Linked DNA regions of Mus musculus: all the other regions are linked to region 3. Evidence: chromatin loops called from intact Hi-C (ENCODE). Cell type or tissue: left cerebral cortex. All regions are shown on one strand. Each heading gives the region's core, and the rest is flanking DNA. Links, peaks and the distances in the headings are about the cores only.

What was found. A loop is a pair of places that touch in the nucleus more often than their neighbours do. Peaks named below come from ENCODE experiments on the same cell type or tissue, not always from the same donor. Only the 100,000 strongest peaks of a DNase experiment are listed, where the experiment ranks them.
Region 1: a loop joins it to region 3, with 6 times the contacts of the local background. A loop is called at or near these places in 11 of 42 quality-filtered maps.
Region 2: it touches region 3 in a loop (9-fold over the local background); 29 of 42 quality-filtered maps call a loop at or near these places.

Annotation. Positions count from the first base shown.
Region 1 is chr15:10,917,002-10,924,682 of GRCm38, reverse strand. It overlaps the pseudogene Gm29742. Among named protein-coding and RNA genes, the nearest start is that of C1qtnf3, 31 kb to the left of the region's middle. In left cerebral cortex, for the core only: a CTCF peak has its summit at 3,373 (motif pointing left); DNase peaks (open chromatin) are centred at 1,959 and 3,316.
Region 2 is chr15:11,375,892-11,383,572 of GRCm38, reverse strand. No RefSeq gene overlaps it. Among named protein-coding and RNA genes, the nearest start is that of Gm34444, 13 kb to the right of the region's middle. In left cerebral cortex, for the core only: a CTCF peak has its summit at 3,147 (motif pointing right); a DNase peak (open chromatin) is centred at 3,158.
Region 3 is chr15:11,035,169-11,042,849 of GRCm38, reverse strand. It overlaps Rxfp3 (relaxin family peptide receptor 3), which reads left to right and starts at 4,882. Exons shown (of 1, transcript NM_178717.3): 1 at 4,882-7,681. The coding sequence starts at 5,566. The coding sequence ends at 6,984. In left cerebral cortex, for the core only: a CTCF peak has its summit at 4,196; DNase peaks (open chromatin) are centred at 4,175 and 5,085; H3K4me3 peaks cover 374 bases.

The DNA of each region.
Region 1 (7,681 bases), core at 1,814-4,313, 120 kb after region 3:
TGGGCTTACATTTATTTCTGTGTTGTAGTCCCTGATTGAATGAAGTCAGAACAGGAACTCCAACAGGGTAGAAACCTAGAGGCATGACTTGATGCAGAGTCCATAGAAGGTGCTGCTGAATGGCTTGCTCCCCATGGCTTGCTCAGCCTGCTTTCTTATAGAACCCAGGACCACCAACCCAGGAGTGGCATCACCCATTGTGGGCTGGGCCCTTCCTTACCAATCACTAATTAAGAAAAATCCCAATCTTGTGGAGCATTTTCTTAAGTGAGATTCAAGGCACCTGGAAAACTGGCCCAGGAAATACAGTGAATCACTGTTGCTGATGGCAGAGAAGAAACAAACTGTTCAGGGTGGAGTATAGCTCAGTTGGTAGCACACTTGCTCAGTGCACAGCAAGCCTTCGGTTTGATGCCCAGCACTGATTAAACCTGAAATCCTAGCACTTGGGAGGTGAAGGCCAGCTGATCAGCCATTTAAAGTCACTTAAGCCTAGCCTGGGGTGGGGAAGAGAGAGAGAGAGACTTTGCACTGGGTTAAACAACCGCTTGTTTGTTTGTTTCTTTAATGAAAAAGTGCTTCACTGTGTGTACTCAGAACCTAATAAAGGGATAACAAAATCTACAAAGTGCTTGCTAGAGATTCAAGTGTAAATTTTTCAAAAATTAATCCCCAGAATAAGCATCATCATGGCTCTGGCAGCAAACACAAAGGCATAGGACACTGGGTAGATACTCACAGGCTTGGAGGCCACTAAGGATGGCCCTTCCCCCATAAGCAATAGCTTGTAGAACCCAGTGCTGTTTGCTGGTCCCAAGTCTTGGATCTGAGTCATTTCTCTGTCCCTAGATAGAAACAGGATGCTCTGAACTGCTGGAACAGAACCAACAACTGTCTAATTGTGAAATTATGATCTACCTGGAGGATTTCTGAAAATAGCAAGGACACTATCCAAGTTATTCCAAATCACCCTGCTATTGGGAAAAAAAAGCTGTCTGTTCCAGGGCCATTAGAAATAGCACACAGAAATTGCACAAAATGTGGATAGGCAATTGGTCAGTGACAACTGTCTGTTGGCCATGGTACACTCTCACCTCCAAGTAATAAACTTTGTGTGGGTTGTCTCGTTTCTTTCTCTACAGTTCTCTAAGACCAAATATATGAGGGGAATCCAGAGCGAGATTCCAGTGGCAGAAGGATGCTCTGCAGTTGGTCAGCGGACAGATCAGAGTCCCAGATAGGCATGGAGTCATTCCTTTGTCTTCCACTGCTCACCCCCGAGTCTTCACAGATGGTGACTTGAACAACCAAAAGTCCTCTTTCAGTGAGGTCTGTCAGAGGGAGGCCTTGGAGAGTCTCTTTTCACATTTCATTCTTTACATTTGGAGACTTCCTTTAACACCTCCTCATACAGAATTCCATATGCATAAGAAAATGGGTTATAAAACTGTTCAGTCAAACAGCCTGTGGTAGTCTGAATAAGAATGTCTACCCCTATAGGCATATATATATATATATATATATGTGTGTGTGTGTGTGTGTGTGTGTATATATATATATATATATATATATATATATATATATATATGCTTAGTCACCAGGGAATGGCATTATGTGAAAGAACTAAAAGGATTAGGAGTCTCTTATATCTCTCTCTCTCCTCTCTCTCTCTCTCTCTCTCTCTCTCTCTCTCTCTCTCCCTCTCCCTCCCTCCATCCCTCCTCCCTTCTCCCCCCTCCTTCCCTCTCTCTCTCCCCCTCTTCCTCCCTCTTCTCTCTGCCGGCAAATCAGGATGCAGCCCCTTGCTTATGCTCCAGCATCATGCATGTCACCATGCTCCTCACCATGATAATGGACTAAGCCTCTGAAACTGTATGCAAACCCCCAGTCAAATGCTGTCTTTTGTAAGAGTTGCCATGGTCACAGTGTCTCTTCACAGCAAAGGAACAGTGATTAGGACTCAGCTGCTAAGCCATGGCTGGCCCCCAAATGTCTCTGCGTCTGCATTCATGTTATGTAAACTTGGAACCAGCTCCTCAAACTCCTTCTCCTCAGTACCGTTCTCCAGATCTGTAAGGAACCCAGTCTGAAACTGACAGACAGGGCATGCCACTACTCGTCTCTCCTGGGTGACTCTGAATTAACAGAGCCTTAAACACTGGCACCTACGGTGGCCTCCATGGCCAAACCTAAATTGCCTCTAACCATTATTTAGCTTCTATGACAAAAAGCCCATTTGCCTAAGTTTCCTTGTAATGAGTTAGAATAATTATTTAGTGCTGCATGAACAACCTGCTATACAACTTAGTCATTTCTTAATAAACCTTGTTGTTAAATCCTAGAGCTATAAGTCAACAACATTTCTAGACACCTAACCTAGTACATGGTAGCCATAATGATGCCAGAGGCTGATGTAACAACCATCTGTGATAAGTCAAGGCTTGCCCAATCTGTCCAGTCAGTACTTTGGCAGGGGATAACAGAACACCATGATTTCTCAGGGGATAACTGAACACCATGATTTCTCAGGGGATAACTGAACACCATGATTTCTCAGCAAGGGCAAAGACAATAAACATAACCATAGAGGGAGCACATGGAGAGGGGCTTATTACATGGAGCACATTAAGAAGACCACTGGGACACACTCCTAGGCAAGCTCAATTTAAGATGTACAGCGCTGAACCAGCTTGCTGTGGGTCCCTGGATCAAAGACGAAAGGGGCCAACCACATTCCTGGGCACCCTTAGCCCAAACTCATGGAGAACGCTGTGAAGACCGAAACAGAACAAGTGCAGTCATGAGAGTACACAGCTAGGGTATAGAGATGGTAGATAAGTCAGTTCTGGGTATGTACAGCTGTTGCATAAAGAGAGTGGGTCATTCAGTTCTGGGCATGTTCAACCTCTTTTTCCCAAGGGACTTTGGCTGGAATCAAAGAAAGAGACACTGTGAAGGTGACTCGCTGTAGGACTTTTCACTCAAGGGCTCCTGCATTGCTTGTGTGCGTTCTCTGTTGTCCTGAAATGTTGAGCCTTCGCTTCTTCTACTACCGAATTTCTTTCACGTGTGTGAAAGTGTTTGCATATTGAGCTTCCATATCAGACTCACGTGCACCCTATATACAGTAAAATTGTGTTCTCCTCCTAGGCATCTCTTTGGTCTCAGCTATAGTGGTGACATCGGCTCTGCTGCAGCATGTAGCCCGCAGAGATTCTGTCATAAACACAGACATCTCCATCACAGCTCACAAGAGCTGGGAAAATCGATCTGCTCAATAGATGAATTTCCACAGATTCAGATAGGAAGGGGAAATTTTTTACCCAACTGAGAAATAGTTTTGGATTTGAGAGTAGCTTGTGTTGGGCAATAGCACCCTCTGCCGGACCTTAGAAACAACAGGAAGCTTCACCTGTGAAGCTTGAAGCGGGTGTGTCAGGAGCCTTTGACCACCACCTGTGACAGTTCCTTTTGTCAGTCAGAGCTGTCTTCCCAAGGCCGCTTGGAATATACTGGCTCCACTCCTTCCCCCAGCCAGGGTGGCTTACTCTACCTCCTCCCCTTTTCCTCCTTGCCCTTCAGTTCCTCAAAACTGTAGCTCAGACCTTGAGATCAGGAAGGACAATGAAGAAAGTGATCTGTGTCAAGGAACTAATGGATACACACTAGACAATACAGCCTTTCCTCCATCTCAGTATCACTCCGAGAACATTTATTAATGGCATCTTCTTGAGACAGTAACAAAGCACTGGTCGTCTGGCTAGAGGGTCTAGATAAGAAAGGGAGTTAGTGGGAGCTCTGAGAGACAAACAGCCCAGTAGTTTAGGACCCTGGTTATTCTTGCAGAAGACCTGGGCTCAGTTTCCAGCACCCACATCAGGCAGCTCATTACTACCTGTAACTCCCATTACAAGAGATCTGATGTCCTTTTCTGGTCTCTGTGGGTAACTGTAAGATTAAGTACACACACAGACTCCCACATGCACATAAAACTAATGAATAGTTTTTAAAGGAGGAGAATTGGGTGCTATGGAGAGGGTGGAGGAGAGAGACATCTCAGACCAAAGGAGGGAACACTTCTATAAAGTCTTCTCCAGTTAAAAGTAGCAATCATCACTTTACTGTGATAGATCATGAATGTTTTAGGGGTAAAATGTATCTTAAGGGTCAGAGGTTGCCTTTGGTAAAACTTCCATACTGCTGTTCTCGAAGAGTTCGCTGAGTACTTAGAGATATTATTATGACAACGGGTTTGCCTTGAGGAACTGAAAAAAACGCTGCCCTCGAACCTTTATTGAGCAAACACATTCTGCAATTCATGACTTGGCTAAACTTAGGTTAAGTAATGAAATCTTTTCCTTAAATTACATAGCAAAGATTTAAAAGATTGAATACTAGTTTGCACATTTCCCTCTTGATTTGAATTTTCTCCCTGCTGGCATTACTAGATTAGCAATTGACCTCCAACAGAGGGCACCTTGCAGATGTCTCCTTACTGAGAAATGTGGATGTTTAAACAAATGCATAAACCCTTTCCTTGCATAGCACTGCCTGAGACCCCAGGCCACAGCTCATTCTCCGGGTTGGAACACTTCTCTGCTGGCCCCAAGCTTCTTTCCATATGGTTCTCCATGGAAGTGGTTTTCAACTGTTTTGTAACTTTGGGGTTTCTAAATTCTAATAGAAAAAAATCAAAAATGTTTTGAAAAGGAGGAGATAAGATAATGTTAAGAACCTTTAAAACACTAAAACTTCATTTCAGAATGACTAATGTATACTTGAAACTTCCTTTGACCATGTCAAACTTTTTCAGCAAATTTAACCCTGTATAGCTTGAGAGACAGCACTAACCCTAGAACTGAAAAACAAACAAAACCAGAACAAAGTAAAAGAGAAACCAGTTTAGCACCATTCTGCTGTGTTGGGTTGAGTCTGGTTAGTAATCGTCTTCTTCTCCAGCTGTTCTCATTCTCCTAGAGGCTTTCCAAACGGTTTCTGATTGGGCACTGGAGGCTTTGATTATGGCTCTTTAACACTTCAACCTCCCTTCTAGCCCAGCACCCACAAGAGGTAGAGGAAAAGAAAGGTTAATCTGATACCGGAGTCGTAGATCTGTTTAGAAATAGTTCTTTGGGGTGATTCCAAAGATCATTGTCAGCAGTGCAGGCCATTAGCAAAACACCAAACATGAGTCAGTAGCAGTGGCTTGATCCAGAAGAAACTGTGAGGCTCCACCAATTGCCACAAGTCCACAGAAGTGGTGAGGAGCAGCTGGAATGCCACCAGGAGTCCTTTGGTGTGTTTCTCGCTACAAAGTCATGACAACAGAAGATCATCGAGGAAAGCAGTGCAGGAGCACCCATTCACTCTGTGTTGGGTTAGACTTACCCTCTTTCCAAACATCACATATCCTCCCAGGCACATGCTCCAGCAAAACATCACATGTCCTTTCACCAGGCAGCTTCAACATCTCTGTGTTCAGCAAAACCTAAGACAGTTCACAGAGAAACATCACATGACTCAACTGAGCCTCCAACGAAATCAGAAATTCCCACTTTGGGGCATCAGTGATTCCTAGGATGAGGGCTGGATATTATTATTGTCCAGGTTCATAGGTGGTAGTAAAGCAGCTCTGAAGGGTGACCGGGTCTATCCAAACTTCTTAGCTTGAAGGGACTCCAGTGTACAGTTCTTCTCCTTATCCTTCCACTTCACAGATCGGGACCAACAGGAAGAGCAACTTTCAAAAGTACAGTTTGTCAGCCGGGCATGGTACCACATATGTTTTCCAGTTTGTTTTCTATTGCTGTGATAAATAATGTGACCAAAAGCAGCTCTGGGGAGGAGTTTTGGGCTCACATTTATTTCCACATCACCATCCATTATCAAAGGAAGTCAGGACAGGGGTTCAAGCCAGGAACCTGGAGGCAGGAACTGAAGCAAACACCATTGGGGAGCACTGTTTACAGACTTGCCCTTTGTTGTTTACCAAACTTGCTTTCTTATACAACCTGGACCACCTGCCCAGAGATGACAATGCCCACAGTGGGCTTAGTCCTCCCTCATTAATTAGTAATCAAGAAAATCTGCACAAGCATACGGACAGACAGGTCAATTTAAGGGAGTCATCAAGTGGAATTCCCTTTTCTCAAGTATGTCTAGGTTTGTATCAAGTTGACAAAACCTAACCAGCACAGCTGTGATCTCAGCACTCAGAGGTGGTGTGGAAAGGACCATGTGTTCAGGACTGGCCCTGGCAGCAGAGTAAGAAAGCAAAGGCACCATAAACAGAAGGCTGCCTTAGTGCTATCTCCCAAGCTACTCAAATGCCATGCAACAGAACCCATTTGCCCAGCCATACAAAGGGCAGCAGGTGATACTTCAGAAGTTGAGCTTTACTACATCCATGGAGTGCTGTAAGCTTATCAAGAAAAGTCATTCATTCATTCATTCATTCAATCATTTTGTTGTTGTTGGTGGTGGTGGTGTTAGCAGAATATTTTTTTTATTCAGAAAAAAATATGTTTTCTCCAAACACACACAGAAAGGGGTAAGGGGAGGTATCTGTTTGTCCAGCCCCAACTCCCAGCCCTGAAAATCCCATGTGGTTTTTGCAGCAATAAGGAATATGAGGTAATGACCCAAACGAAAATGGCTTTTTGTATATGGGGGGGGTGTGTGTGAAAAGAAGGGGTGCAAAAGCTGAATGGAGCGATGGGAGAGGGGACAGATGGGAGAGGGGACAGATGGGAGAGGGGACAGATGGGAGAGGGGACAGATGGGAGAGGGGACAGATGGGAGAGGGGACAGATGGGAGAGGGGACAGATGGGAGAGGGGACAGATGGGGTCAGTCAGTACAGGGAGGCCATTCCGTAACATGTTTTGTTGATCAAACCACCATGAAAACCTTTTTGCCCATTAGCAGTATCAGTGTCTTGGTAGTCATGGTGAGAGTGACATTGAAGGTAGGTTCTCCTCCATGTTCTTGGTACAAAGATCCTTTTTAAATTTCCCATCCTGCAGCAGTGAATACCACATCACAGAACATTTCTGGGCCCCAGGTGTCAGCCCATTTATGAAAAATCTTGACTGGCCATTGCCTACCAAAACACCAACCTCAACTGGCTTAATGCTAATGAAAGTCTTCCTGGGGACAGCAGCCCAGATCGAAGGTGAGTCCTTGTAGCCAACGATGGCTAAAGGTCTGCCAAGAGACTGTCCATGTAAGTGTTCCACCCAGCCCTGGCATTGCTGCCAGGACCTCATGTTGGCCTTAGGCTGGGCACAGCCTGGACTCCAGCTAGAAGGCAAGCTCAAGAAAGAATTTAAGACATCCTGAAGGTAACAACTTAACACGATAATTCACAGCTGCATAATAAATGCCACCATTTCAGTTATGGTTATAGTCCATAATCTAGCGCAGATGAGTAGGATTCTACCGTACATAAATGAGGTGAAAAGTAAGAGCTAGGCTTTCTGACCTGGAACAATGGAGGAATGTTGCAATTGTATTGTCTCTTAGTCCCACAAGAGCTCAAAAGCTATTAGACAAAGATCAGTAGCACTATGAGGTGTCAAGAAATACAAAGCCCTCGAGTCATCACAATATTAAGCAACTACTCAATCCCATGCCTGTAATTTCCAGGTAAGAATCGTTATGAAATGAATATTAATCCTGAG
Region 2 (7,681 bases), core at 1,814-4,313, 340 kb before region 3:
CTAACTGAGGTGGGAGCTGGGTGCTGGCTTGTTAGTGACATTTTTATTTCTTCTGGGGAAGACAGCTTTAACTTAAAACAGTGATGCTCAAACTTTTAAAGCTGTGTCTTCAATGAAATAGCTGTGTATGGAAGACTATTCCATGTTAAATAATCTATATTATGATGAAAAACTTCAAATTTCTATACCAGCTAATCATTTTATGGAAAATAACATGAGGGAAATTTCTTGTGTAATTTTTTAAAAGATTTATTTATCTATTTATTTATTATATGTGTGTACACTGTAGCTGTCTTCAGACACACCAGAAGAGGGCGTCAGATCTCGTTACAGATGCTTGTGAGCCACCATGTGGTTGCTGGGATTTGCACTCAGGACCTTCAGAAGAGCAGTCAGTGCTCTTAACCGCTGAGCCATCTTGCCAGCCCTCTTGTGTGATTTTTATAGTTATTTTCAGAAGCCAACGATGATGTTCAGGTCTATAGCAACCCTACCAAGTGTGTTGTAATGGTTCCATCAAAGAGGAGCTGTTTTACATGGATTAACCCTCTAGTGAAGGAGGACATATGTTTACCCTTGGCTTTTTTCTTGGAAACTTCATATGGCACACTCCCAAGTGCCTTAGCAGTTAGACTGTGGTCGGCTTGGAATTTATTTCTGTGTGTATCTTGACAAGACTTTAAGACATTTCCGTGAAGCCAGTGTTTTCTGGTCTGTTTATTGATTTGCCTTTGTTTGACCTAATGATGGAAAAGCCAGTGTTCAGGGTCGAGGATTAGTGCCAGATGAATGCTAGGCGCATGCACACCTCACCACCAAGCCGCACCGCCAGACCGGTTTGCACTGCATGGCGGGAACCTTCTGGGCAAATGGTTTTAGCGTTTGTTTCTATGGGCCTTTCAGAGCATTCACTGGCCCACTTCCCTTTTCACGGGGGACCGGGTTACAGTGTGGTGTGTCAGACTGCTCTTACACAGTCAGCTTCCGTAACCTACATTTTATTGAAGGAGCTGGTGTGCCGAGGAGCCAGCCAGCTAGAGAAAAGCAGGAACCACTGTATAGTAAAAGCATCACATTCCTTGTGCTCTGTTGGTAGTTTTAGCTCTATCAAGAAAATACAATGGAACTGATAACGTTTAATTTCTCCTCTATGTTCTCAGGTGTTAAATTTATTTACTTGATTATCCATAGGCATGAAATCAACCAGAAGCAACCACTGACTTCTAGTAGTCTGGGACTTAATAAAGACAATCGTGTTTATTATTAGATACCATGTGTGACTCCAGAGCACAGGTCCATCCATTCAGGTATTGTTTGTGGCTGCTTGCCCGCTGGAACAGTAAGGCGTTTGAGTGGATGTGTCAAGTCTGCACGTTGACTGTCTTGTGTGGGACTTGAAGGACTGTGTCCTTTTCCTGCTGTGCTTGCTGCCTTACGTGTGCACAGGAAGTAGGCTGGCAAACTTCTTGCAATCTTGAACTGGCTGTAAAAATGGAAGGCACGTATGAATGAATACAGAGCAGTTCCAGGAGTTTGGGTCAGGTGTGTGCAGTGGATGTGTGTAGTACCATGGGTAGGAGCAGGAGGACCCCACAAGCTTGACCCATGTGGGTGACAATGAGATTCTGAAAACACGACTTATTTGATGGGCCCTGATGAACTTGTCTGGACCGCCTAACTCTGGGAGGGGTAGACGGAACACATGGGAAATCTCCATTAAATTAAATTAGGGTGGCCGGATTTCTGGTTTGGTCCCTAGCTGATATACTCAGTTACATCAAAGATGGCCACTTTTTCTGTCTCCTTTTATGTGCTGTTGGGTCTCACAGAAGTTTTAGTCTTTTCATTTCACCTCTGAGCATCTCCTGCCCCTGGTTCTTCCCACTAGGCCTTGGTTTTCATGGCTTATAGACCTTTCTATCAAAACTCATTTTGCATGTGTGTCCTTCTTACCCTATCGGATAAATACCCATCCTTTCTCCAGTCCTAAAGTTGGGAGACCAGTTCTGTGTGCTATACGGAGTGGGGAGAATTGAAGCCACTTCCTGTTGGTGAGTTCCACTCCCAGCAGCTCCTAGTGTTTCCCCACAGGTATCGTTCGAGGCTCTCACTGAGGGGTACATCTTCAGATCGTCACACTCCGTGTGCTCCGCCAACTGACTTGGCTTAATACTACTTCCTTCAATGTGGCTCTTACTGCTGCTGCTTTTCGTCCATGAATGACGGTTTCCTTTTAAATCCAACCATTCTAAAGCCCTGGCCTTCTGATGTAGACTCACAGGTATGATCTGTGGGTTGCTATTCTAACTGCAACTTCCAGCTGGACAAATATAACTTCTCCGAGCCTCTTGCTGCTTGTCAGATGTATACACTGTGTCCTATGGTGTGTAAATGCCATGGCAAGTCTCTGAGTTCTGTTACTTCTACTCCAGCACTTCTCCCCGTCATGTCAACTTGCCTCTGACCTCTCAAACTCAAAGCACTAATATCTTTTCTCTCGAGTATATTCTGTTTCCCTCAGTGTTCTGACTTCAGCTTGCATAACAATCATTCAAACCCTGCTTTCCCAAGACCAAAAGGATCTTGTGTATTCTTCATTGCACTGAAAACTCGGGCTCTGACAATAGAACTAATCTGGCCGTGAACGAACTGGTTGTGATCCCTGCTCATCTGAAGAGGAAAAGGGCCCTCAAGCACTTGCAATCCCAGGGCCTAGTTCTCAGGAGGGAGCGATGGCCTGGAGGGAGCGTGGAGGCTGTGGAGAATGGAGGAATGGACTGATGGGTGTCCAGAGGAGAGGTGCCTGAACCAGTGGATCACGAGCAGCCGTGGGTCTAATGGGATGAGCAGACTAAGCAAAAGAATGAGGAGTTGAGTGAAAAGGAGAAAATGATTTCGATCAGATTCACAGCAGACTGGATGCATGTTGATTTAGAAACAGGTAGTCCTTTACTGGGGGCTTCAGTAAAGCTGACTTCCCAAGGGATAATCTCTGAAGTTTTCAGCTTCTCCAAGTGCATTATGTCTCCACAGCAACGTTAAGGTGTAATTAATTTAAGTACTCTGTCCTGTGGCTACTGATATCCAGTATCAGTGACCCTGGGCATATATAGGTATGAATATAATAAGTGTAAAGCTTACCTTCAGACAGCAGAGGGCAGTCTTGCCCTCTTTAGCCAGATAGATGCAAGCACCAAAGTTGGTACAATCAGTTTAAAATTACCTAATTAGTTCAATTAGCTTGAACTGTCCTGTCCACTCACTGGAGATGAGTAATGGACTCTGGCAGCATCGTTGAATCATGTTCATCGCTTGAAATGGGGCTTTCCCGGATCACTCTCAGTAGCCTCTCACCATAACCGACCGTGGAAAGCACACAAGAAGCAACAAAGAAGCTAAGGGCACTGGGACTGTCCCTGCCATTTCTAACACGCTGTGGATGAAGGCGAGTGATGTGGCAGGGGTCCAGGGAGACAGTGGACGGGTGTCTGGTTTATAAGCAGAGAAGCAGATGCATATGCAGAATAAATGCAGTGCTCGCTTCATAGGCGCAAAGCTGTCACAGAATATGGAGATGCAACAGCTACCAGTGAGCTTGTCAAAGACAAAGGAACCCAGGAAGAATGCTTTGTCATTCTGGTGAAAACAGTCCAGCAGAGAGAGGTCTGTGGAGTGCTAACAGTGCATTATCTGGATCCTGTCCGGCAGATCACTTGCAGTGCAGGTTGCTGCAGAAACAGGAATCTACACAATGAGACAGTCAGATGACAAGCCCAGAGATCTCCTTTCTCCACTAGGATAAAATAATTCCTCCACCTCACTGCCCCAGCTTCTGGGGGTGGGATTGGCTAGAAACTAGGGCACCTTACCTACTACATTTGCGCCAGTGAGCTACCCTCCAGCCTGCTTTGTGCTTTGAGGTAGAGTCTTATTAACTTACTCTAGACCCAAAGGCGCGGTGCAACCTTGTGATCTTCCTGCTTCAGGCTCCTCCCCAATAGCTAGGAGTGCATGCTTACGTTTCAGCTGAACTTTGGAAACCATTAATTTCAGGGTCTCTAAGCGGTCCAGGGTTGATTAAGACTGAACTCTGTGTCATTGAAGTCACAGCTCTCATAGTGGGGGAGAAGAGGGCAGCACTCTCGGGTTAATGGACATAGGTCCGGGTTTTAAAAAATAGCTGCATGAAATTCTGTTCTATGACTTTATCACAACTTAATTCAGAAAGTGCTAGGAATTTCAATGTGGCTTTTTTTATTTTGGCCTGTGCAATTTTGCTTTTGTTGCTATACAAACCATGCTTCAGAAAATGTTTGCATGTGTTCCTATGTAATTCTCCTCTCTTACAAAAATAGTTTCTCAGAAGTGAGATTGCAATGTTAGAAAGGTTTCATGCCTTTTTAGTTTTGTAAGCTCCATCTTAGATGGTGTGGTGGTTTGAATAAGAGTGCTCCCCATCAGCCCATAGGTTTGACTGCTTAGTCATCAGGGAACACATCTATTTGAGATGGATCAGGAAGTTAGCCTTGTTGGGGGAAGTGTGTTGCTGGGGATGGGCTTTGAGGTTTCAAAAGTCCATGCTAAGCCTGGTCTTGCTCTCTCTGCCTGCAAAGGATGTAGCTCTCAGCTACTGTTCCAGAGTTGAGTGGTACCCTCCTCCCACCATGCCCCCACCATGATGCTAATGGACTAACTCTGAAAATGTAAGCAAGCCCACAATTAAATTCTTTCTAAGAGTTGTCTTTGGTCGTTGTTTCTCTTCATGGGAACAGAACAGTGACTAAAACAGATGGTCTGATAAATTCATGCCAGAGTGCCTTTGTTCCACTTGCTCACAAATGCTAGTGATGGATCCGTTCACAGATGAAACCTACCTTCCCAATCAGAAGGAAAAGGTACCAAAACCCAGTTAAACTAAGCATTTAATACTGTGTCATAAAACAAACATGCTGAGTGACAGAAATGTATGTTACTACTATTAGAGAGTCAATAATAATAATAATTACAATAATTTTACTCAAAGATTTTAGCTTTACTTTAGACTTGGCAGTAGTTCATTCCATAAGCCAGAATAAATAAAACAAGAAGGGAGGCTTGGTCTGTAGACAGACAAAGGCCGAAACAGAAAACAGATGGCTCATCTCAATGTTAAGTTTCCTGTAAGGCCAACATAGGAGACAGAACAAAAGGAAACTCCCTTTCAGGTAAGGATTCAGGTGGAGAGAACTTGGTTACCCTGACAACTGTCTCTGGTTTGCTTAGGAAAACTGGCTGTTAACTGATAACCCTGACTTTCTCTATAATCAGATAAGCAATTTCAAGAGGTGACTATTTAGCCTCTGTGATGGTTTGTATATCCTTGGACCTGAGAGTGGCACCATCTGAAGGTGTGGCCTTGTTGGAATAGGTGTGACCTGGTTGGAATGGGTGTGTCACTGTGGGTGTGGGTATAAAATCCTCACCCTAGTTGCCTGGAAGTCAGTGTTCCACCAGCAGCCTTTGGATGAAGATATAGAACTCTCAGCTCTGCCTGCACCATGCCTGCCGGAATATGCCATGCTCTCACCTTGATAATAATGGACAGAACTTCTGACTGAACCTGTAAGCCAGCCCCAATTAAATGTTATTTTTATAAGACTTGCCTTGGTCATGGTGTCTGTTCACAGCAGTAAAACCCTAACTAAGACAGCCTCCATGCCTCTGTTTTGTTTTTAACCAGATCTGTTGGGGCTTAAAACCATTTGATCCAAAACAATAGTCTCTCTGTCACTGTTACTCAACCCCAATCATCAGACAAGAAATGGCAGGGATGTGGCTGTTCTTAGAGTCTGATATTTATGATGGATTGCTATCAGGAAGGGTGGCAACAGGGAGTGATGTGCATTATGTCCCCAGCCTCCCTGCCTGACATAATCCTTATACAGTAAGGAGGCTCCTCATGAGTGGACACTGTATGGAATATAAATATTCTTCCACTCCCCCTGGGTTCAGTCTCCACCCTGGTGTGCAGCTCCCACACCTAATATGGGCACACACCTGGAAGAAGAACAGGGCCAGTTGATCTTCATCTTGGCCAGAAAATATACAGTGCCACACAAAAGTTTGTGGTACATAGCACTACTTGTAACTGGAAGAAAACATTGATTGTATTTAAAATCATCATCCCCTAAAAAAGGATCACAACACCCCACTACAAAGAGAACTTGCAAGGATATTTCAGTGTGTTCACTTTAGTTAAATAAGTGGCTGATAGGACCAGTGTTTGGGGACAATCTAGATAAAGATAGGACTGTAGAGAGTGATATAAGGATACAAGTGCTCTAGTTCAGTAAATCATAGCTTCTTCACCCTTTCCTGGGCACAAAACCAACACACTCAACACACACACACACACACACACACACACACACACACACACACACACTGAGAGAGAGAGAGAGATGCAGAGATACAGACAGAGACAGAGAGAGATCACATTCACTTAGCTTTCTGTAACTCCAACCACCACAGGTCAAAAGCATTTTCGTAAGTTTGTGTGTAGTTATAACAGGTGCTCATCTGAAACTGCCTCCTGTGGCCTTCTAATCCTCCCTCGTCCTTTCGTACTTTTGGTTACTTACCAGCCTACGGAAGACATTCCGGCCCTTCTTGGAGTACTTCCCAACCCTGCCCATATTTCTTTATGTCAGGACCTTCCATTTAAACAAAGTGCAATGCCGTTCTGCCTCTGCATACTGCAGATGAGCCTAAACAACAGAGCCATCCCTTTATACCCCATGAAAATAGAGGGAAATGACTACAAGTAATAAAGTAACACAGGCAGAAACCATGCATACCTATTCTAGAACTATAAATGTATAGGAAATGTCCAGACCAATGTATATATTGGGCTTTCATTTTGGAGGAAGACAATTGGGATGGGAGATGATGAACTGAGAGCTTTAGTTTTCCTGCCCTCCCAATTATTCCCTACTTGGCTCTTTCTTCAAAGACACACCCTTTTTCACCTGTTACGTTCTCTTCATGTTCATATGAATTAGTTGATGAAAAAGGACAATGAAGACATTGGGCCAGAAGGTCAGGATCCAGGTAAGAGATGAGGAGAAAGACCCTACCAAGCCCAAAAGTATAAATAGTGAATATGCTCCCATTCTTTCAATAATTATTTCTTTTATTTTTGAGATTATGAAATAGTTAATATCATTTGCTCCTTCTCTTTCATTCCTCTAACCCATCCATATATCCTTCTTTTCCTTGCTCTCTTTCAAATTCATGATCTCTGCTTTTATTATTAATGTTGTTATGTACACACACATATATGGATATGCATACACACATGCACATACACTATATATATATATATATATATATATATATATGCATATATTCCTAAATACAACCTGTTCAGTCTATATAACACTACTTATATGTGTGCTTTCAGAGCATACAGTTTGGTATTGGATGAACAGTTGGCATCCTCTTCCCTGAGGAACACTACTTGTCCCACTCCTGTTTTTTCTGTTGCCTTTTGTTCTTCACGTGGGGTTGAGATGATTTTAAGCGTGATTCTGCTGGTGAGGATGCAGCTGAAAGGGTCAAAATGTCACCTTGTTTTTTTGTGAGGTCCAAATGAGGATTGATTTTTTTTTTTCTAGAAGTCACTAATTTAAAAAGCTTCTAC
Region 3 (7,681 bases), core at 2,897-5,396:
AGCACAATGGTAGATGTCCAGACAAAGTCCTATGAAGACATAGAAAGAGTGACCGATTCTCTTTAGGGAACACAGGGAATTACAAAGTCTTCCAAAAACCAACTAATGTATGAGTTGAATCTTCAAGACAAATCCTAGGGCAAACTGTTGGGAACACATGACTCTGGAGTGCTCAACCCTAAATGAGACATCTCTACCAACCCCTCGAAGGCCCATTGGACGTCAAGGAAGATGGGCAGAGAAAATGGAAGAGCCAGAAGATGGAGAAAAATAATGGGAAAGAGTGTCTCCTGGACACTGTGGTCTGAGATGTGGCTATCTGCTTACGACCGGGTCTATCACCACTTCATCCTGCATAGGGAAGGAATCCAAGACACCCTCCAATGCCCACTGGAGGACTTCAGAGAGTTAATGGTTATCAGAGCTCACAGCCCTCTCTAGTGGAGCAGCCTCGGATAAGTCACGCTCATGCAAGTAATTGCAGTTCAACTCCGTGGGGGTGGGGGGCATGAGAGTAGGAACGCGGGAAGAAAAGCATCAGTGGGTGAGGAGCAGGCATGGCAGAAGGAAATGGAGAGGAAGGTGAGCAGAAATTTATCACATACATGCATGTAACTTTCAAATGAAATTCAAAGCTGAAAATGATTTTAAAATATCTTTAAGAGAGAGACTCTGTGGTCCCGTCAAGAGGAATAGTCAAGGAAGGCCTGCCTGAGCAAAGAGAGCGTGTGGCAGACAAAGAAAGGGAGAGGAGTTGCTTCGACGTGGGGTGAATGACTACGGAGTCACTATTCCTGTAGCTCAAAGGTGGCCATGTTGTATTGACCAGAGAATGCACAACACCGTGATGGTCCACATTTGTGTTGAACTGACCCTGTGTGCTCAGGCGGCACATACAAACTTGAAGTGTGTGTGTGTGTGTGTGTGTGTGTGTGTGTGTGTGTGTGTGTGTGCATGTGCATATCTGTATGTATATTTATCTATATTCCTATTAGTTAGCCTCTTTCTCAGGATCCCAAGTAGCCCTGTCCCCAGACACTCCGACCCTCTCTTGAGACCTTTCTACCTATCTCTCTATGACCTAGTAGCAAGAAAGTCAATGTCTAATCCTACCGAGGCTCTGCATGCACATTTCTGGTTCTACCTCCTGGAGGTAATTTATTGATTCTTTTCCCCCCAGTATCTTAACTTGGAGGTTTAAATCATTAATGTTAAATCTTTCTTTTATAAAAAACATGTTGTGTGGTTATGAGCTTCAAGGGTGATCATAACACACACCTTCCCAGCAGGAAAAAAAAATACAGAGAAAAAGCTACAGAATCTGTTGTGTGGAGTGTGTGCCTGAAAAGAAGCACTGAGGAGGTGGGAAGGGTGCCTCTTTTTTTCAGAGAATTAGGCAACCTTTCTCAAAATGGTAGCATTTTTGCCTAAGCTTGAAGTATGAGTAAGACCGAAAATATCTGACGTGGACAAAGAGAGGAAACATTTGCAAGGACATCTTTAACAATGGCAGTGCCAGCCAAGAAACACAGTTTGATATCTGAACTCCCACAGTGATAAACCTTGACAGTCCAAGTAATGGATGGGAAGTTGGAGTGCACCATGGCTGACTTAAAATCAAGCTGCTGAAAAGGGGCACCCTTTCTTCTCCTTTTTCCACAACGTTTATATTCTTGAACAATATCAACAAATTACATATGGTTCAACTCTCCAGGAGGGATCCATAAGGCAATCAACGACATGATGTGGTGTCATTTTTAACAGCACACCTGATGGCTTATGTCACCCTGACAGGCTTTTCTCCCTCATGTTTGTATGCATACACCATCGGAGCAAAACGGGGTCAGCGCTTTGCAGATAAATGGTCCAGAGTCTCGTTTTCTCTGACAATGAGTTTATGTGGAAAGGGAATTTGCCCTTTCGTCATACACTTAGTCAAAAAAAAAAAATCTTACACATTATCTGGGATGCACTTGGAAGAGTAGACTAAGCAATGAAGATCTTTCTAGCTGTGCTGGCCGGTGCTTTGACAACATTCAGTGAGAGGGCCACTGACGAGCAGCCATTCCTGAGGGTTCAGGCTGAATCCTGAGAGAGCTAGTGCTCCCAGCACCTCTGCAGCAGTGCCCCTTCAGATCAACAAGGATTTGAACTGTAGGAGAAAGCAGCCAATCTTCTCCATGGCCCCTGTATCGTTACTCAAGTCACGTGTATAGTGAAGTATCACTGGAGGCCATTGTTCCCAAGAATTCAAAATTATTTACCTAGAGGTTTAGAGTTTACATGGAAATTAGTACAGAGGCTCAAACTTAGAAAAAAAAATTAGAGTCTCCTGGCAGAATGTTCTAATTGTAGATCTCCAGGCTCCTTTTCAACCCTTTTGAGAACCAGAATCTCTGAAGATGGTGTGGGATGTGAAAAAAGTCTGGAAAATGAATTCGAACAAGCTCCCCCCCACCCCAGTAATTTTGATGTTGCATGGCCAGCAACTATCTCAGGCTATTCTGGAGTGCCAGTTACTTCCTTACACAGGGCTCGTGAGGCTAGACAGATCACGTGACTGTGGAATGGACTTGTTATCTGACGGCTCAGGGTCAGCCCCAAGCTTACTCATTCCTAAGCCTGAGAGCCTTAGACCTCTGCACAACCTCTAAGACTTGGAGTGCCCGTTTGAGGAGTGTCATCTGGAGCATCACTGGGAGGTGTGTAAGAATCAGGCTGTAAAGATACAAACACTTACTGGCCTTTGGGACCCTCCTCACTCTAAGATGCCTGTGTAACACTAGCAGCAGGGTATCCCATAGCTACGGTTACAGCCCCTGGGTGACCTGAAACATCCCTCAGCACATGATGGAGGCAGAATTCAGAACCAGGAGATCAACTTACCTCACTACAGATGGAGGCCAGGAGTCTTAGCTTCTGACTCCCTAGGAAAATCTCCCCCTTTGAGCAACAATCAGACATAATGCTCTTAGCAGTATCATCAGCTCCACTGTAGTTTAACTGAGGAGCATCGAGGAGGGTCAAGGCTCTGTAGTTGGGAAGATGCACTGCATCAATGATGAGAGGGGCGTGCACCTAGCCTAAGACAGTATACTATGCCACTTCTGTACACATACTTTTAACTCCTGCCTAAAGGCAATGCCTTTTGGATTATTTTCCTAGAAATGGGAATGAGACCACAAAGGATTTCCCACATCCTCCAGTGCACCGCTCCCCTGACACTGCCTTTAGATCATAGATTCTTAAAAATACAAGAAAGGGGAGTGTTTGCTACAGGCAACACCTTGCCATTTACAGAGACATTTTGGAATACACGGCAGGAGAGAAAACCGTTACTAATATCTAGTGGAGACAGGTCAAGAGTGATGGTCACCTGAGTCAGAATGTCAATGTTTCCAAAACCTGGAAATTATACTTTAGACTAAAATGACTTCTCAGATGAGAGACACACACCAAAGACCCCAGAGGGCCAAACTCATGACTTCATTCTTTTGCTTTGGCAGTTAGCTAAGTGAATCTCTCAGCCTATACCACAGACCTCCAAAGAGCAGAGCACTCGTCAGTATTTCTGAGCTCTATCTAATCCCCTTGGCTTCATTTCTTTAGTGGCCAGAAGTCAATAGGACTCTCTTCTTAATAATATCAGCAGCCCCTATGCTCAGTGTCTGTCTCAGTGTCTGCCTCCTGACAGTCTCAGGAAGTTCAAACTTCATTAGACATGGTTTATGATTCATTTTGCTTTGTTTTTCTACTTATATTACAATCACACAACTCTTAACTATTTGTATCACCCATCTGAGTGTGAACTCTACAGATTGTACTTACCATAAAGTCTTCTAGTCATGGAATAACACCTAACAAAGCGAGGCTAAGTAAGTATTTGTTAGATGAGTGAGCAGACTAAGACCTTTACTGCATAGGACTTTCCGTATCACCACAGGTTTCCTTGGTTTTCAGTAGCCCTTGAAATACAATAAAAAAGAAAGAAATTGGCAGAGGAAGAAAACGCTTTTTTAAAGTGAGAACGTGCGCTTGAAGGCGAGGCTATAAAGCCAGGATGCAAGGAGGGGTCCACAGAAGCACAGAATTACCAGGGCAGAGAACTTCAACATATTAAAACTGATCGAAGGCCAGTTGATTTTTTTTTTTACTGAAGCTCTTGCGACCTCTATTGGTAAAATCGAGAAATGCAGCGTCTGCAGCGAAGTGCCCTTTTAAAGTCCACTTTGGAATTAAGACTGTTTAAGGTTGCCGAGGACCTCTTTTCTCTTTTATTGTTCCTTTGACTGATTACAAGTCTTTATCTCTTTCGCTCCATCTGTCCGTATATCCCCAATTACTGTTAGTAAAGTCAAGTATTATCCCAGAAGTGAGGGCAATTACTGCATGCTTAGCATACTTGTTTTTCAGGTTAGTTCTTCTGTCAAGAAAACACTTCAGCTTCCTTAAGTCCTTCTAAGAGCAACTAACCTGGCATCTAAATAAACTGCAAAGTTGAGACGTAACACGTCTCCCCCTCCCCACGGCCCCCTGTAGCTTCAGTTCTTAAAATATACTCAATTCCAGGCAAACATCAACCCTTAGAATTCTGCCAATCTGACACCAGGTAAGTGTTCAGCTAATTAGAGGGGAGATGGGGCTTCAGTTTGAGTACTAGGAAAAGATTGGTTATTTGATTTAAAGAACAAAGGGTGTTACTATTGTGTAAGTGGGAGAAACAAACTATTGTGTTAAGGTGGGGAGAAAGGAGAAAAAAAAACCTCGTCCTAATAAAAATAAGAAAGGAAGAAAGCAGACTCAGACTCACTCCAGACACCGAGAAAATAAAAGACTAAGACCACTCCTTCTGCAACTTGGAACAAAGGGGAGTTAGTTGCCAGTAGACTCTGCCTCTCCCTGCGTGGCGCGCGGGGTTCAGCACTTCGGAAAGCACCCCCATCTTCTCGCACGGAGATTATGCAAGCTCTTCGGGGCTCTCAGCAGAGGTGGGTGCCAATGTAACTCATCAAACGCTGGCAACTCACTGGGGGTTGACAATATCGGACACACAGAAAACACCAACGGAGCTCCAGGAAGTGATGGCGTGAATCAGCCTTCAGGCAGTCAGAGCGAGACACAGATGTCCACGATCTGTTTTCCTCTAGAAGGAGAGAAACTCCTCCGGGCAACCTCAGAAGCCAACAAAGGTACTGGGAGAGCCGTGCTCCTGAGTAGGGGACTGCATCTAAGTGACAGCAGGAAAGCAGAGGGGTATGACTCAGTCTTAGAGTAGGTAGCTGGAGACTCAGTTCTCACCAGGAGGAACCTTGATCCCCAGCCACTTGCCTAGAACTATCCTCTCTTCTAAACCCACCAAGAACTGATGCTGAGTGCAGCCAACCCCTGCGCCCAAGGCGGTTCTGGGCGCCAACGCGGCTCAGCATCCAGTTTCCAGGAGCCCTTTTGAGCGTCTACATAGAAAGCTCAGGCACCTGCTTTGCGCGCCCGCCTGGGTACCACACCCGGAGCAAGCGCTGACTCTCGGTAGTCGGCTTGCAGAACGTGACTAAGGCGCACCTGAGCATGCAGGTGGCTTCTGCAACCCCCGCGGCCACCGTGAGGAAAGCAGCTGCGGGTGATGAGCTCTCAGAATTCTTCGCTCTGACCCCAGACTTGCTGGAAGTGGCCAACGCCAGCGGCAATGCGTCGCTGCAGCTTCAGGATCTGTGGTGGGAGCTGGGGCTAGAGTTGCCAGACGGTGCGGCGCCTGGGCATCCTCCGGGTGGCGGCGGGGCAGAGAGCACAGACACTGAGGCCAGGGTACGGATCCTCATCAGCGCGGTTTACTGGGTGGTTTGTGCCCTGGGACTGGCCGGCAACCTGCTGGTTCTCTACCTGATGAAGAGCAAGCAAGGCTGGCGCAAATCCTCCATCAACCTCTTTGTCACTAACCTGGCACTGACTGACTTTCAGTTCGTGCTCACTCTGCCCTTTTGGGCTGTGGAGAACGCACTAGACTTCAAGTGGCCCTTCGGCAAGGCCATGTGTAAGATCGTGTCCATGGTGACATCCATGAACATGTACGCCAGCGTCTTCTTCCTCACTGCTATGAGCGTGGCGCGCTACCACTCGGTGGCCTCGGCTCTCAAGAGCCATCGGACCCGAGGGCGTGGCCGTGGCGACTGCTGCGGCCAGAGCTTGAGGGAGAGCTGCTGTTTTTCAGCCAAGGTGCTGTGTGGGTTGATCTGGGCTTCGGCTGCGCTGGCCTCGCTGCCCAATGCCATTTTTTCCACCACCATCAGGGTGTTGGGTGAGGAGCTCTGCCTCATGCACTTTCCAGACAAGCTACTGGGCTGGGACAGGCAGTTCTGGCTGGGTTTGTACCACCTGCAGAAGGTGCTGCTGGGCTTCCTGCTGCCGCTGAGCATCATCAGTCTGTGTTACCTGTTGCTTGTGCGCTTCATCTCCGACCGTCGCGTAGTTGGGACAACAGATGCAGTAGGAGCAGCAGCAGCGCCTGGGGGAGGCCTGAGTACAGCCAGCGCTAGGAGACGCTCCAAGGTCACCAAGTCGGTGACCATCGTCGTCCTCTCCTTCTTCCTGTGTTGGCTGCCCAACCAGGCGCTTACCACCTGGAGCATCCTCATCAAGTTCAACGCCGTGCCCTTCAGCCAGGAGTACTTTCAGTGCCAAGTGTACGCGTTCCCAGTCAGCGTGTGCCTGGCGCACTCCAACAGCTGCCTCAACCCGATCCTCTACTGCTTAGTGCGCCGCGAGTTCCGCAAGGCGCTCAAGAACCTGCTGTGGCGGATAGCCTCGCCTTCGCTCACCAACATGCGCCCTTTCACCGCCACCACCAAGCCAGAACCTGAAGATCACGGGCTGCAGGCCCTGGCGCCGCTTAATGCTGCTGCCGAACCTGACCTGATCTACTATCCACCCGGTGTGGTGGTCTACAGCGGGGGTCGCTACGACCTGCTCCCTAGTAGCTCTGCCTACTGAGACCTGCCAAGGCTCAAGGTCTTTCAAGGAAAAGGAGAGGGAAGGGAGAACAGTTTGGAGGCTGAAGGGGTGAGAATGGAGAAATTCCTGGGAAAGGGATGTGGGGAAGAGCACTGTGACGGCGCCAGAGGAGGACTGTCCCTGCAGAAATCACATTAAGGAAGGAATACCTGGGACCAGATAGAGCAAGCAGCCTTGCCTCCTAGTTCCCACTCCATGCCTTCTATCCCAAGCCCCATTTCTGCACGTGCGCGCTGAACACTGGGACACCCAGAAGCTGGGGAAGGATCAGAGAAGCAGAGGGATTGAGTTGTGTAGGAGTTGGTGCTCATATAGCCTTTCCTAAGCTCTTTGACCTGGGAGTGTCCCAAGCAAGCATCTAACTTGCTGTAACCATCTGGGAAAGAATGAGAAGTTAAACCCCGGTATCCTTTATCACCCTCGACAGGGCTAATGTGCACGAGCTGAGACTGATCTCCTCCTCGCCATACCACGCATCTGAGCAGAGATGTCACCGGGAGTCTTTAGGCAGTGGCATGAGGTGCCAAAGAGAGCACTGTGATTAGAGGGTACGAAACAGAGAGACCCTGAAGGAACAGGGGGACTGCATAAGTGTCTCCGGAAGCCTAGTTATCCGGAATGTCTTGAGGGCAGTCTGGAGACCTGGCGCTCTGGTCTATTGTTGGAGGTGAACCAG